4 separate regions of the Homo sapiens genome follow, and all the other regions are linked to region 4. A link is a contact called in ENCODE Hi-C or POLR2A ChIA-PET data. All regions are on one chromosome and are shown on one strand. Each heading gives the region's core, a stretch centred on a gene start or an enhancer-like site at or near the end of the contact. The rest is flanking DNA. Distances are from core to core; before and after follow the strand shown. Region 1 overlaps TBCE (tubulin folding cofactor E). Region 2 holds the start of MAP3K21 (mitogen-activated protein kinase kinase kinase 21). Region 3 holds the start of ERO1B (endoplasmic reticulum oxidoreductase 1 beta). Region 4 holds the start of COA6 (cytochrome c oxidase assembly factor 6).

Region 1 (2,837 bases), core at 284-2,783, 1.0 Mb before region 4:
ATCTTAGGTTTTATGTTGTAACTGAGGAAACTGAGGCTTAGAAACAATAAGCAGCTATCTCTAACTTCTGTCAGAGCCAAAAGTGCCTTAGCTGGCGGCTGAACCCAGCCTAACTCCAACACTGGCTGCATTCCACCAAGCTGTCTCATAATTTCTGAATTGACTAATCTCCAGCCAACATATGAGATTACTCCAGAATCTCTAAAATTTTACCTTTTCAATCAAGAAAGACACTAGCTAATGATTAAATGCAATGATACTCAAGTAGTAGGGTCATTTACAGAAAAATTCATGAGTTACATAGCTGTTCATAAACTAGGGGACGAAAATCCATTTGCAATTTGTTAATATTCTCAGAAAGAGATTAACCAATTAAAAAAATGCTTCCTTTGGGTAAGAGATATGTAAATATTTGGGGTTTTTTTTTTTTGGTTTGTGTGTCATTTGAGACAAGGTCTCACTATGTCACCTAGGCTGGAGTGCAGTGGTGCAATCATGTCTCACTGCAGCCTTGACCTTCTGGGTTCAGGTGATCTTCCCACCTCAGCTTCCCAAATAGTTGGGACTATAGGCACGCACCACTACACCCAGCTAATTTTTGCATTTATTTATTTATTTTTTTTGTAGAGACAGGGTTTTGCCATGTTGCCCAGGCTATTTGTATTTTAAATGGGAAAAAATAAAGCAAAGAACTCTAACCCTATGAAGCATGTAGTTCTTTAAATCCAAGTAAATCAGTAGGGTAAACAGTAAAAACTGTTCATGATAGTTACGTCTTTTTTTTCTTTTTTTTTTTTTTTTTTGAGACAGAGTCTCATTCTGTCACCCAGGCTGGAGTGCAGCGGCATGATCTCGGCTCACTGCAACGTCCACCTCCCAGGTTCAAGCGATTCTCTTGCCTCAGCCTCCCAAGCAGCTGGGACTACAGGTGCGTACCACCACACCCAGCTAATTGTTTGTATTTTTAGTAGAGACAGGGTTTCACCATGTTGGCCAGGCTAGTCTCAAATTCCTGGCCTTAAGTGATCCAACTGCCTCGGCCTCCAAAAGTGCTAAGATGACAAGCATAAGCCACCGCACCCAGCCCGTTTACGATACTTATATCTAAGTGGTGGCATTAATCATGATACTTTTTTGTTCAATCTGTAATTTCTAAATTCTCAACAATAAAGGTATCTTGTTTTATAAAGAACAGTCCATTTGTTCCTTTTTCTAAAACTCTTGATTTATTCTGAGTTTTTTTTAATGGGGGCCATGTATGCTAAAGAGTAGATGTACCAAGAAATGTATTTATTTTCCACATTGTCCCCATGTGCACTTTTATTAATAACAACAATAACAAAAGATAGTAAAGAAATTTACTTTGGACAGAACTATAGCTTAATTCTTTTAGAGACTGAAAGAAAATATATTGCAGGCCTCCAAGTGGCCACAAATTTATCCTCACAGTGGCCACCAGGGGTCCTTACCCAGATGCCTCGTCCAAGTCACTCACCACAGTAGGAAGCTGCAAGGCCTGGCCAGTTCTTGTGCAGCCATGACTGGTTTTGTGTAAATACTATCTTTCTCTCTCTTTGATTCAAGCAGTTCACTGGAATGACTAGAAAGCCTCCTTGTACAAAGTCACAATATACAGTTTCAGAGAAAAGAGAATGTTCTTGTGCAGCAGTTTTAAAGGGCATTATTTTAAGGCCGGGTGCTTAATCCCTGTAATCCCCAGTGCTTTGGGAAGCCAAGGATCACTTGAGCCCAAGAGTTCAAGACCAGCCTGGGCAACATAGCAAGATCCTGTCTGTATAAAAATAAAAATACAATACAATACAATACAATAAAATGCATTAGAGCCCATATCCCAAAATTGTGATTGAGCAGATCTGGGATGGGACCAAGGATGCCGCATGTTCCACAGCTCCCCAGGTGATGAAGATGTGCAGCCCGAGGTGAGAACTACTCCCTACTATTAACAGACGGCACCAGCACGCTCCACGGCATAGGGAACAATTCAGACTGCTGTTTCCATTCCCAACTTACCATCATCACCATGAAATAGAAAAGAACCCAAACGTCAGCCTTGGTTACTTAGTCAACACGAGATAATATGATGTGAATAGTAATAATGGGCCAATAAATATTTCAATTGCAAACTGGATAAATCTACCAATCCTGTGCTAACATAAGAATTTTAATTTCCCTAAATAATTCTTGGATTCCTCAGATTTTGATTCCGTTTCTGTGGAACCATAAACCAGTTTAGGAGCAAAGTCATGAGCATCCATATACAGTCATGGGTATTTCAATTCTGAACCTTAATAAAACCATAAAAGTCAGCTCTGCCGTTATAAACTCCACTTACCTTTGCTGTTTCATAATAGAGTCAAAACCGATAGTCTCCACAGGTTTATTTCCAATTGTAACAATTTGCTCTTTTCTATCTTCCTCTGGTCCATCTTCTAACACATAGCGGTTCTTAATTGCAGTAAGAAAGTCTGTTCCAAAATTTACCTTGTTCGGACGAATAAAGGATCCTCCTGTCGGGTGCCTGGTAAAGAAGAGCAAATGAAACACAGAAAATATTACCCACCAAGAAAGGCCATAAATACAATTTTCTGAAGGTCTTCAAAAATTTCTACATGCTAAAAAATCAAAATTAGCATAAAAGAGAATATCACATACTAAAATAATATATAATCAGTATGATTGACCATAAAGGGTTATGATCTTATGCAAGCATGTTAAATCCCTTTAAATAAACTAACAAGTAATATGAAACTGACAATTCACATTAGAAAAAACAGAAGTATTAAATCCATGGGGGTGGCCAGGCACGGTGGCTCATG
Region 2 (2,922 bases), core at 217-2,716, 1.0 Mb after region 4:
AGGCCTCGGTTTGCAAAGTCCTACCCAGATGAATCACCTCTGGTATTGAAAGGCCAGACTGCCCCCTGAGGTTTCTAGGAGATCCAGGTATTTTACAAATGTTTCCTCTACAAGCAAGTCTGGTCTGAACTTTTTTAAAAAGCACCCAAAGGCAAGTCAAGGTTAAGCGTGTCACCAGCCCCAAAGCAAGTAACCAAGGACTAGCTGGACTTCCGAGCCCTGAAGGCCTGGGCATGAGTTGCTGCTGGCGCCCTAAGGCTGACTCCCACCTCTTTCCATCTGGTACTATGTCCTGTGGAGCCCGCCTGGGCTGGCACGGAGGTAGTCTTCCCCCACCTCCCTCTGGCCCCACTTACTGTTGCTGGACTTGAGGTCCCGGTGCAGGATGGGCACGAAGGCCTCCTCATGCAGGTAGAGCATGCCCCGCGCTATCTGCACGGCCCAGTTGACCAGCACGTGCGGAGGGATGCGGCGCGCGCGGCGGGGGCCGGGCGCGCGCGGGTCCGGGGCGGCGTTGGCAGCGGCCAGCGCTCGGTTGAGCGCTCCGCCGCGGGCGAACTCCAGCACCAGGCAGAGGTGCGGCTGCTGCAGGCACACGCCGCGCAGCTCGATGATGTTGGGGTGCCGCAGCATGGCGAAGAGCCGAGCCTCGCGCCGCACGCTCTCGGCAGCCGCCGCCGCGTCCTGCTCCGGGTCCTGGCGCGCCGCCTTCACGGCCACCTCCTGGCCCTGCCAGGTGGCGCGGTACACCTGCCCGAAGCCCCCAGCGCCGATGAGCTCCTTCAGCTCCAGCCGCTCGAAGGCGACGTGTACCGGGGAGCTGGGCCGCGAGGGCGGCGGCGCGGGGCTGGCGGCCGGGCGGCAGGGAGCCACGTAGTTGGCGGGGAAGATGCCGAGGCGCCGCTGCACCTGGCCTGCCCACCAGCCCTCGTCGCCCGACACGGCGGCGTCCTGCGACAGCACCTCCACCAGCTGGCCGCGCCGCAGGCTCAGCTCGTCCTCGCCGCGAGCCTCGTAGTCATAGAGCGCGGCCCACAGCCCCGCGCCCGCCGAGGCCGAGCCGCCCGAGGAGGTGGACGACGAGGACGCTGAGCCGCCGGGGGCTCCCCCGGCCGAGGACACCGGGGTGTCGGTCGCTCCCGCGGCGCCCCGCAAAGCCATGGGGGCAGCTGCGCGGGGAAGGCGGAGCGGGAAGCTGGGCTCAGCCTCCCGGGCGGCCGCGGGCGCGCATCGTCCGGCGGTGTGGCCGTCGGCGCCGGGGGAAGGCGAGGGGGTAGGAATCGCGATCGGTGACGGCAGAGATCACGGGCTAGCTGCCCAAAGGGTCCAGCCTCGGCCCGCGTTCCTGGCCAGCCGCCTCTGCTGCCGCAGCGGTCCCCGAAGCCGCGGGCGACGTCCCACCATGGTCGTGCCCAGGCCCTGCGGCCGGCCCGCCCGCCGCGCGCTCCTTAGCCAGAGCCTGGGACGCCCCACCCCACCCTAGCCGCGCCAGGGCCGCCCCGCCCCCTCCGGCTCCATTCCGCACCGCCCCCCCACCCCCCCGGGCCCGCCCCTAGGCCAGTCCCCAGGGCCTTCCCGCCCCTCCCCCAGCCGCCCCGCCCTCTCCAGGTTCATTCCGCCCTCCTTGACCCGTCCCGGGCGCCCAGTCTGCGCCCGCCCTATGGGACCGCCTTCCTAGGTTCGCCCCACCCTTCCCCACCAACTGCACCATCCCGCCCCGCCCTCGCCAGGTTCACTTCCCTTTTCTGTGCCAGTCCCCAGAGCCTCGTCCCGCCCCTGGCGCCCGGGCCCGTCCCCCACCACCTTGGGCCGGGCCCGCCCCCTGGGCCCGCCTGGCTGGTCCCACCCCGCCCCCGCCGCAGGTGCTCCGGAGCAATGGTGAGCCGCGCCCACATGGTCTGGGAGGCGGGATCGGCCGTCATCCGCTATAAATTTTCGGGAGAGTTTAAATTAAGCCAAAGGTAAGACTGAGGGAGGGGACGCTTCTCCAAGAAGCGGTGGGAGAGGGTTGAGAAGATGTGGGGCTTTAGGGTGTGGCGGGGAGAGAGAGAGTTGCAGTTCAGGGAGAGTGACAGAATCTCAGAACGGGCTACAGAAGAAATTGTAGCGCGGTGCCAGACCTGGGCCAGTGCGAGTGGCAAGTCACCATGCTAAGTGCGTTTGAGCCACCGTGCATCTCAGAACTGACTAGGTTACAGATCGCAGCGCAGAGTGACCCGTGGTCGGTATAGTCCCAGAAGCTCCATGATGGTAAATCCTTTGCTTATTTTTACTGTCTACTCAGATGGAAAATGCCCCAGTCTCCCTGGAAACCCACAGGTTTGGGTTTAGGAAGCATTGGCAATGGCTGGGTGCCAGACGTTGGTAGGTTACTGTGGCAGGTGATGAGGCTAAAAAGATAGAAGAGCTTAGTTATTAAAATTCTAAAATATTAGATTATCCTGTAGTAGGCCAGAATTTCCTAACGTGTGGATCCTGTACTTCCAATAACAGAAGGGACAATTTTAGATATTATGAGGATAGGACATACAGTAACATTCTGAGTTACATAAAGATAAATTTATTGTCTTTTCAGTTTTCTTTGTCTCTCAGATCAAACTATTTATTGGCTGTGTGACCTTGAGCAAGTTTCTTTATTTCTCTATGACTCAGTTTTCTCATCTATAAAATGGGAATATAATAAATAGTACCTACTTTATAGGGTTTTTAGGAAGACTAAATGAGTTAATAGTTTTACAGTGGGTCTTCTGCATCCACAGAATCAACCAACAGCTGGTCAAAAATGTTTTTTAAAAACCCAAAAAATAACAATACAAATAATACAAATAAAATACAGCATAACAACTATTTACAGAGCATTTACATTATATTAGGTATTATAAGTAATCTAACTATTTAAAGTATGGGCATACTTTGGAGATA
Region 3 (2,901 bases), core at 189-2,688, 1.9 Mb before region 4:
GTCAGCCACCCCAGGACCCTGCATTTGGTTTAATGCTCTGCTGGTTCTGAAAGGTATAAACCACTATGTGGTAGGCTGATTAATGACCCTCTATTTATAAATCCTCATCCTAATCTCTGGAACCTGTGAATATGTTATCCTATATGGCAAAAGGGACTGTGCAGATGTGATCAAGTTGAGGATTTTGAGATAGGATGGTCTGTAACCAATGTAATCACAAGGGTCCTTATACAAGAGAGACAGAAGAGTTAGGGTCACAAGAGAAGGCATGTGACGAGGGAAGCAGAGAGAGTGAAGGAGATGTGAAGTCATGAGGTAAGGAATGCAGGTGGCCTCTGGAAGCTGGAAAAGGTAAGGAAACACATTGTCCCTGAGAGCCTCCAAAAGGAACACAGCCCTACAGGTCCATTTTGGACACCTGATCTCCAGTACTATAAGGTAATGAATTTCTTTTGTTGTATGCAACTAAATGTGTGATAGTTTCTTACAGCATCAATGAGAAACTAATACACGCTACATAAACACAAGGGAGATGTATTACTCGTTTTGTAGAAATCAAAGGCATTAATAAAACTAATAGCAGTTACCATTTATTGAGTGCTTCCTAGGTGCTAGGCACTATACTCAGCTCTTTCTGTATCTAATCTTATGTAGCCCTAGAACAAGATATGAGGTGGGAATTAAGGCCCAATAACTAGCTAGAATGTTTTAGAGTTGGGATCTGCGCCCAATCTATGTCACTCTAAGTTTTTTTTTGTTTTACCCCATCCCCATATTTCATCATAAGCCTTTGGGTTTGTCTTCATTCTTTAGCATGCGTTATACTCGCACGTGTCAACCTAGGAGTCGGGCTGGGGCGGGGCAGGAGATGACATCCACATCTAGGGTGCATGAAATTAAAAAAGAGCCGAAGCCATCTCTACAAGTCACAGGTAGCTTACATAGGCACCCACAGCAGATGTGAGGCTACAGAAAAATGAATGAGACAAAGAATACGCTTCAGACCGAAAGTCAAAGATCCCGCACCGTCCGTTCCTAACTCGCCCGCGTACTGGGTGAATCCTAGAGCCTGGCGTCTGCGAGGACTCCAGGAGCGACAGCAGGGACCGACGCAGAGAGGTCCTCAGCCTGGTTTCCCGGAGAAGAGGTCGCCCCGCTTCCCCCGCCCGCACCCCCCGGTGTTTTGGAGGCCCGCGTGGTCCCGCCTCATTGGCCGCCGCGGAGCCCGAGGCCTCGGGGAGGCGGGGCGGCCTTCGCAGTTGTAGTTCCCGAGTCCTCTCGTTCAGCGGCTCCGCCTTCCTGCCGCGGCGCCTAGGCGACCGCCCAGGACCACAACTCCCACAAGGCCCCGCGCTTGGGGGCGTGGCCGAGGAGCCAAGCGAGCCGGGGGCGGGGCCGCCTGGGGGATGAAGTGGGGGCGCTCGCCTTTCCTGCCTCACTCGCAGCTGCCGGGTGTTGGGGAAAGAGTCGCCTGCCTCCGGACTGGAGTGCAGACCTCTGACCCTGGAGTCGCTCGGCCGCTGGGAACCGTCCCCTTGGGTCGTCGCCTGGGCCGCCCGTCGTTCCCCGGCCCCGAGGGGTCCGGCTGGCCGCGGTGTGGGTAGAGGTCAGCATGAGCCAAGGGGTCCGCCGGGCAGGCGCTGGGCAGGGGGTAGCGGCCGCGGTGCAGCTGCTGGTCACCCTGAGCTTCCTGCGGAGCGTCGTCGAGGCGCAGGTAAGCCCGAGTGATAGCGGGCCGGGAACCCCCGGCCGAACACCCGCGGCCGCTACACACGGGCCGCGGCTGTGACGCGGGGAGGGCCGGGCAGGGCCGGGCCAGAAAAGAGGTGATTTCTGGCGAGCAGAAAACCCGGGGAGCAGAGACCTGACCGTCCAGTGCGGGAAACATCTGCGAACCGCCCGCAGGGTGGGGGGACGGCGACACTCCGGGTAATGGCAGTCAAAAGAGGAAGATGGTGACGGTCCCCCTGAGCTGTTTTCGTTTTTTCCTCTCGGATGTGTTAAGCGGCTGGGAGTGTGGCGGGAGATGGGACGGGCATGAACCACCTCGGCTGTCTTGCGAAGGGAGCGAGCGCCCAGAGAAACGGTGACGTCCTTCCCTTCAGGAGTTAGTGAGGGAGGGAGACTGAGAGTTGGGGGCACTCCGCAGACCCCCGAGGCCCCGCCAGGCGCAGGGGATTGGGAGGGGGCAAGACTTCACTCGAACTGTCGGACTAGAGCTTTCTGGGCTTTTACTCTTCCTCGAGCACCTTCCCTTGCTCAAGATTGCTTTATTTTTACCCAGCTGAGCTGTGTCTGCCAAGTGGCATCGCCAGGTAAGTCCCAATACGAGACTGGGGGGGTCTGAGTGGGGCGTTGTGGCTCGTGGATGGAGGCTCTGGCTCTGGCAGTCGTGAGGTGCTGGCTGGTTGTTGATGTGAAGCGATGATTACAAGTGTTCTCAGTGTGCTAGAAATCTGAGGCTTAGCTGACCAGATCCTTTCGCCTTCAGAGAGGTGTTTGCTTCTATTCAGTAGAATTTGAATTGATTGCCAGGTGCTGCTGCTTGTTGTCTGCACCTGCTGCAAGGAGGCAGCACTGCTGAGGGCCAAAAAAATAAAACGAAGGTCTCAGGTGGCCTGATGATGAGGGGAGATGTCATTTGAAGCAATTAGTGCTCATCCAAGAAAAATTGAAGGTGACTCTGAGTGTAACCGTGAAAACATGTTTTTCTGAATTGAGTCACTTTATTTCATGGTTTTATGGTGCCCTGCACTAAATCCCAGAGTGCCTGAATAGTCCGTTTGTGTCTGTGTTTGAACCATAAAAATAAAAGGGGCAAATTTTTGGTATTGGGGAACATGTTAAAATGCAGATTCTCTGGCCCTACCTCCACATGTATTGATTGGATCTGGAATATGG
Region 4 (2,850 bases), core at 1-2,500:
CTGCCCAAGATTAAATACTACCCCTTCAGAAGATCCTGGAAAAGTCTACCAGTGAAATGAACTGGAATTTTTTGGTTACTGTTCATATGTTTGTTGTGTTTTTCGATGCTCTTTAATGTGTCAGTTGACATTCTCCAAAGATCTAGCTGATGTAAGTGCGTCAAATAAGGCTGAATTACCAGGCAAGGTTTTCTCTGCGCCTCAAAGAAACTGTTAATTGACATGCCTCAGAGAGCGCTTCATGTCAGCCTACCACTCACAGTATAAGCTCGATGTATCTTAACAGGGAAGAGAAACACATCAAAGTGTGACTTACCCACTGTTGGGGACAACTTGATTCGAAAGAGCTTCTTAACTTCTTGCATTGAGAAGCATCCTCTAAGTTCTCATCTAAACACTTCCAGTACTCATCCCGGGCCCCCCAGCAGACCTGTCTTTCCTTCATAGATGGGGCTGCCATTCCTACTGCGATGAAGCTGTTGGCCAAAATAATATTTGAGATTAACAATGAACTTTGTAATCTGAAGAGAAGATAAGGAAAGAGGAAAACCGTCAATCTCCTCTTCCTTTAAAACTAAAAAAAAAAAAAAAAACAAAAACAAAACAAAACCATGCTTAGGGATTTTGATGAGGCAACTGAACCCAATCAGTTCTCAGTGGCAGCATAAGGCCACCCGCTCTTGAGGCTTATCTCACACTGTGTGATTTGATCCCTGCTGGGGCGGCAGCGTGGGCTCAGAAAGCCCGGCTGAGAACTGTGGTTCTGTCCCAGTCGCTTAGGGCAGCTCATTTATTCTCTCCGAGCCCGTTTCCCACCAGTAAAGCGGGGACAGCAGTGCCTAGTTTACAGGGTTACTGTTCGAACCTAAGCGCTGTAGAAACAGGTGTGTGGGGGCCACAATCACCAAGCAGGCGATTGGAGTGCCACCCCGTTTTGCACAAGAGGAACCCGCGGCTCGGGGACAGTAAGGGACCTCCCGGGCCCATAGTCCACGCGCGCCCCACCCGGACCCATCAGCAAGCCGACCTCTCTGCCCGCCCACGTCCGGCTTCCTTTCGATGTCGACGGGAGGAAACTGTCACGCAGGCCACCAACCGGCGGTGGAGGGCGCGGTGCCGAGTCCTGCCACTGCAGGGTCGCCCCGCTGGCTCAAGCTCTAGAAGCGTAGACCTCCCCAGCCGCAAAAAGCAACTCACGCGGCGAAACCGCGGACTCTTTTGACCCTTCCGAGCTACCATTTACTTTCCATAGAGGGGCGGGACTTCCTGTTTCGCTTTTATCTGTAAGACCGACTTCCGGCCTTCAAGGGCAAGAGGGGTATATACGTATATATCATCGCACGGTGTGTCCCGGAAGGCTTGATATGCTAGTCCCGCGGGACAAGGCGAGCCGAGGAGTTTGTGTGGAAGTTTGCATCTGAGAGTGCGAGAGCTGGACGGAGTGTTACAGAGCCGCGATGCCTTCTCGTTTTGTTTTGTTTTGTTTTTGATACAGTGTCTCGCTCTTCCGCCCAGTCTCGAGTGCAGTGGTGAGAACACGGCTTACTGCAGCCTCAAAATCCTGGACCCAAAAGATCCTCCCACCTCAGCCTGCCTCCCAGGTAGCTGGGACTACAGGCGCACAACACCATCGCTTCTTGGATTAAAAGAAAAGGATGAAACGGGCCCCAGAAAGAGGCGGTGACGTCCCAGAACCCATGGCAGGGGAGTTGGGAAAATAAATATTTGTATTGTTTTAATCTCCCTTGTGGCTTTTTTTAACCCCCGAAACAGCAAGGTATTTTTAAAAGGGATGAAGAGAGTTGCTTCAAATGTTTTGAGACGTTGTTATTTTTAATATGTGAGTGAATATCTTAGAAACAAAATGAACAAGAAATAAAAATTTTAGAAAATATATGAGTTAATCTCTCAGCAGAGTCTTTATTAAAAAGCATGTTTATGGTCAGTCATCTGGCACCCCGTTCTCTTAATAGATCCCATCTGCTCCATCATCTAGTTCTAAAACATTTATATAAGATGCAATTTACAATTTTGCACTCAGTGCAGTTTGATCCATTCCAAATTCAATATATGCAGACTTTTCCGGGTGGCGATGTGAGGCTACGTACCACCAAATATGTGTTCTGCAATATAGAAAGTATTTCCCCCATAGTTAATGCACTCTCATAGTGGAGTTACTTTAGCTTTACCAGAGCCACCCCCTTCTTTTACATCATGTCTATTGACGTCAGTTTACATATAGATATCTTTTAAATATGACTGATGGGATATAAAAGGAATGAAAGGAAAGAGTCTTAGATGACTTCTGAGTCTAAAAAGGAAATGTGTTTTAAATTTAAAATTTATAAGTACCTAATGAAAAATACATATGAAACAAAGTGAAGTGACAGAATTACAAAGAAAAAAAATGCCTGGTCATATTGGGTAATTTTAACAGGACTTTCTCACTAATCGTTAAGACTAGCAAGAGAAAAGTTAAGGATATAGGAAACGTGAATAACATGATGTAAAAATGACGCAATTAATATGTACAGAACAACACGACCAAAATCAGAATGTACAGTTTTTTGAAAGCAGACACATCACCACAGTCAACCACATACTTAGTTATAAAGCAACTCAAGAAATTTTGAAAATTGAAATAATTGTCATTTTTTACTACAGTGCATTTAAGATAGAAATCAATAAAGAACTGTAAAAACAAGCCTGAATAACACAGAGACAGAGTCAATGGTATTGAGAAAATATTTTGAACTGAACCATAAAATAACAATAGCAACACCTGTGGGATGAAACTGAAGCAGCACTTACAGGGACATTTATAGCCATAAGTAAGTGTATTAGAAGAGT

Evidence for each region. Hi-C counts contacts between places; a loop is a spot of excess contacts on that map. ChIA-PET counts read pairs that join two places held with the same protein, here RNA polymerase II (POLR2A). Pooled maps may share reads with other maps.
Region 1: a loop to region 4 is called in a map of dorsolateral prefrontal cortex, with 3 times the contacts of the local background. The contact joins the enhancer-like site here to the promoter of COA6 in region 4. A Hi-C loop is called at or near these places in 1 of 168 maps with a recorded cell type or tissue (dorsolateral prefrontal cortex), 1 of 37 single-sample maps with no recorded cell type and 6 of 50 pooled maps. POLR2A ChIA-PET finds 5 or more read pairs at or near these places in 1 of 52 experiments (K562).
Region 2: a loop to region 4 is called in a map of naive thymus-derived CD4-positive, alpha-beta T cell, with 15 times the contacts of the local background. The contact joins the promoter of MAP3K21 here to the promoter of COA6 in region 4. A Hi-C loop is called at or near these places in 1 of 168 maps with a recorded cell type or tissue (naive thymus-derived CD4-positive, alpha-beta T cell), 3 of 37 single-sample maps with no recorded cell type and 8 of 50 pooled maps. POLR2A ChIA-PET finds 5 or more read pairs at or near these places in 2 of 52 experiments (HCT116 and MCF 10A).
Region 3: a loop to region 4 is called in a map of CD4-positive, alpha-beta memory T cell, with 12 times the contacts of the local background. The contact joins the promoter of ERO1B here to the promoter of COA6 in region 4. A Hi-C loop is called at or near these places in 2 of 168 maps with a recorded cell type or tissue (CD4-positive, alpha-beta memory T cell and naive thymus-derived CD4-positive, alpha-beta T cell), 1 of 37 single-sample maps with no recorded cell type and 14 of 50 pooled maps.

The regions. Positions count from the first base shown.
Region 1 is chr1:235,414,135-235,416,971 of GRCh38, reverse strand. It overlaps TBCE (tubulin folding cofactor E), which reads right to left. Exons shown (of 17, transcript NM_003193.5): 4 at 2,354-2,539. Among named protein-coding and RNA genes, the nearest start is that of TBCE, 48 kb to the right of the region's middle. Within about 2 kb of position 1,533, at least 3 of the 41 ENCODE cell types and tissues checked have a DNase peak (open chromatin) inside an H3K27ac peak, as active enhancers do; they include dorsolateral prefrontal cortex, where a contact is called at or near this core.
Region 2 is chr1:233,326,268-233,329,189 of GRCh38, reverse strand. MAP3K21 (mitogen-activated protein kinase kinase kinase 21) reads right to left here and starts at 1,466. Exons shown (of 10, transcript NM_032435.3): 1 at 357-1,466. The coding sequence starts at 1,161. It also overlaps a transcript of PCNX2 not described here. RefSeq lists silencers at 823-1,022, 1,212-1,363, 1,163-1,462, 1,653-1,952.
Region 3 is chr1:236,280,495-236,283,395 of GRCh38, reverse strand. ERO1B (endoplasmic reticulum oxidoreductase 1 beta) reads left to right here and starts at 1,438. Exons shown (of 16, transcript NM_019891.4): 1 at 1,438-1,714. The coding sequence starts at 1,613. RefSeq lists silencers at 1,094-1,683, 1,724-1,773 and an enhancer at 1,844-2,043.
Region 4 is chr1:234,371,856-234,374,705 of GRCh38, reverse strand. COA6 (cytochrome c oxidase assembly factor 6) reads right to left here and starts at 1,250. Exons shown (of 3, transcript NM_001206641.3): 1 at 1,028-1,250; 2 at 317-476. The coding sequence starts at 1,239. It overlaps COA6-AS1 (COA6 antisense RNA 1), which reads left to right and starts at 1,113. Exons shown (of 2, transcript NR_125961.1): 1 at 1,113-1,283; 2 at 1,496-1,899. RefSeq lists enhancers at 867-1,416, 1,238-2,062.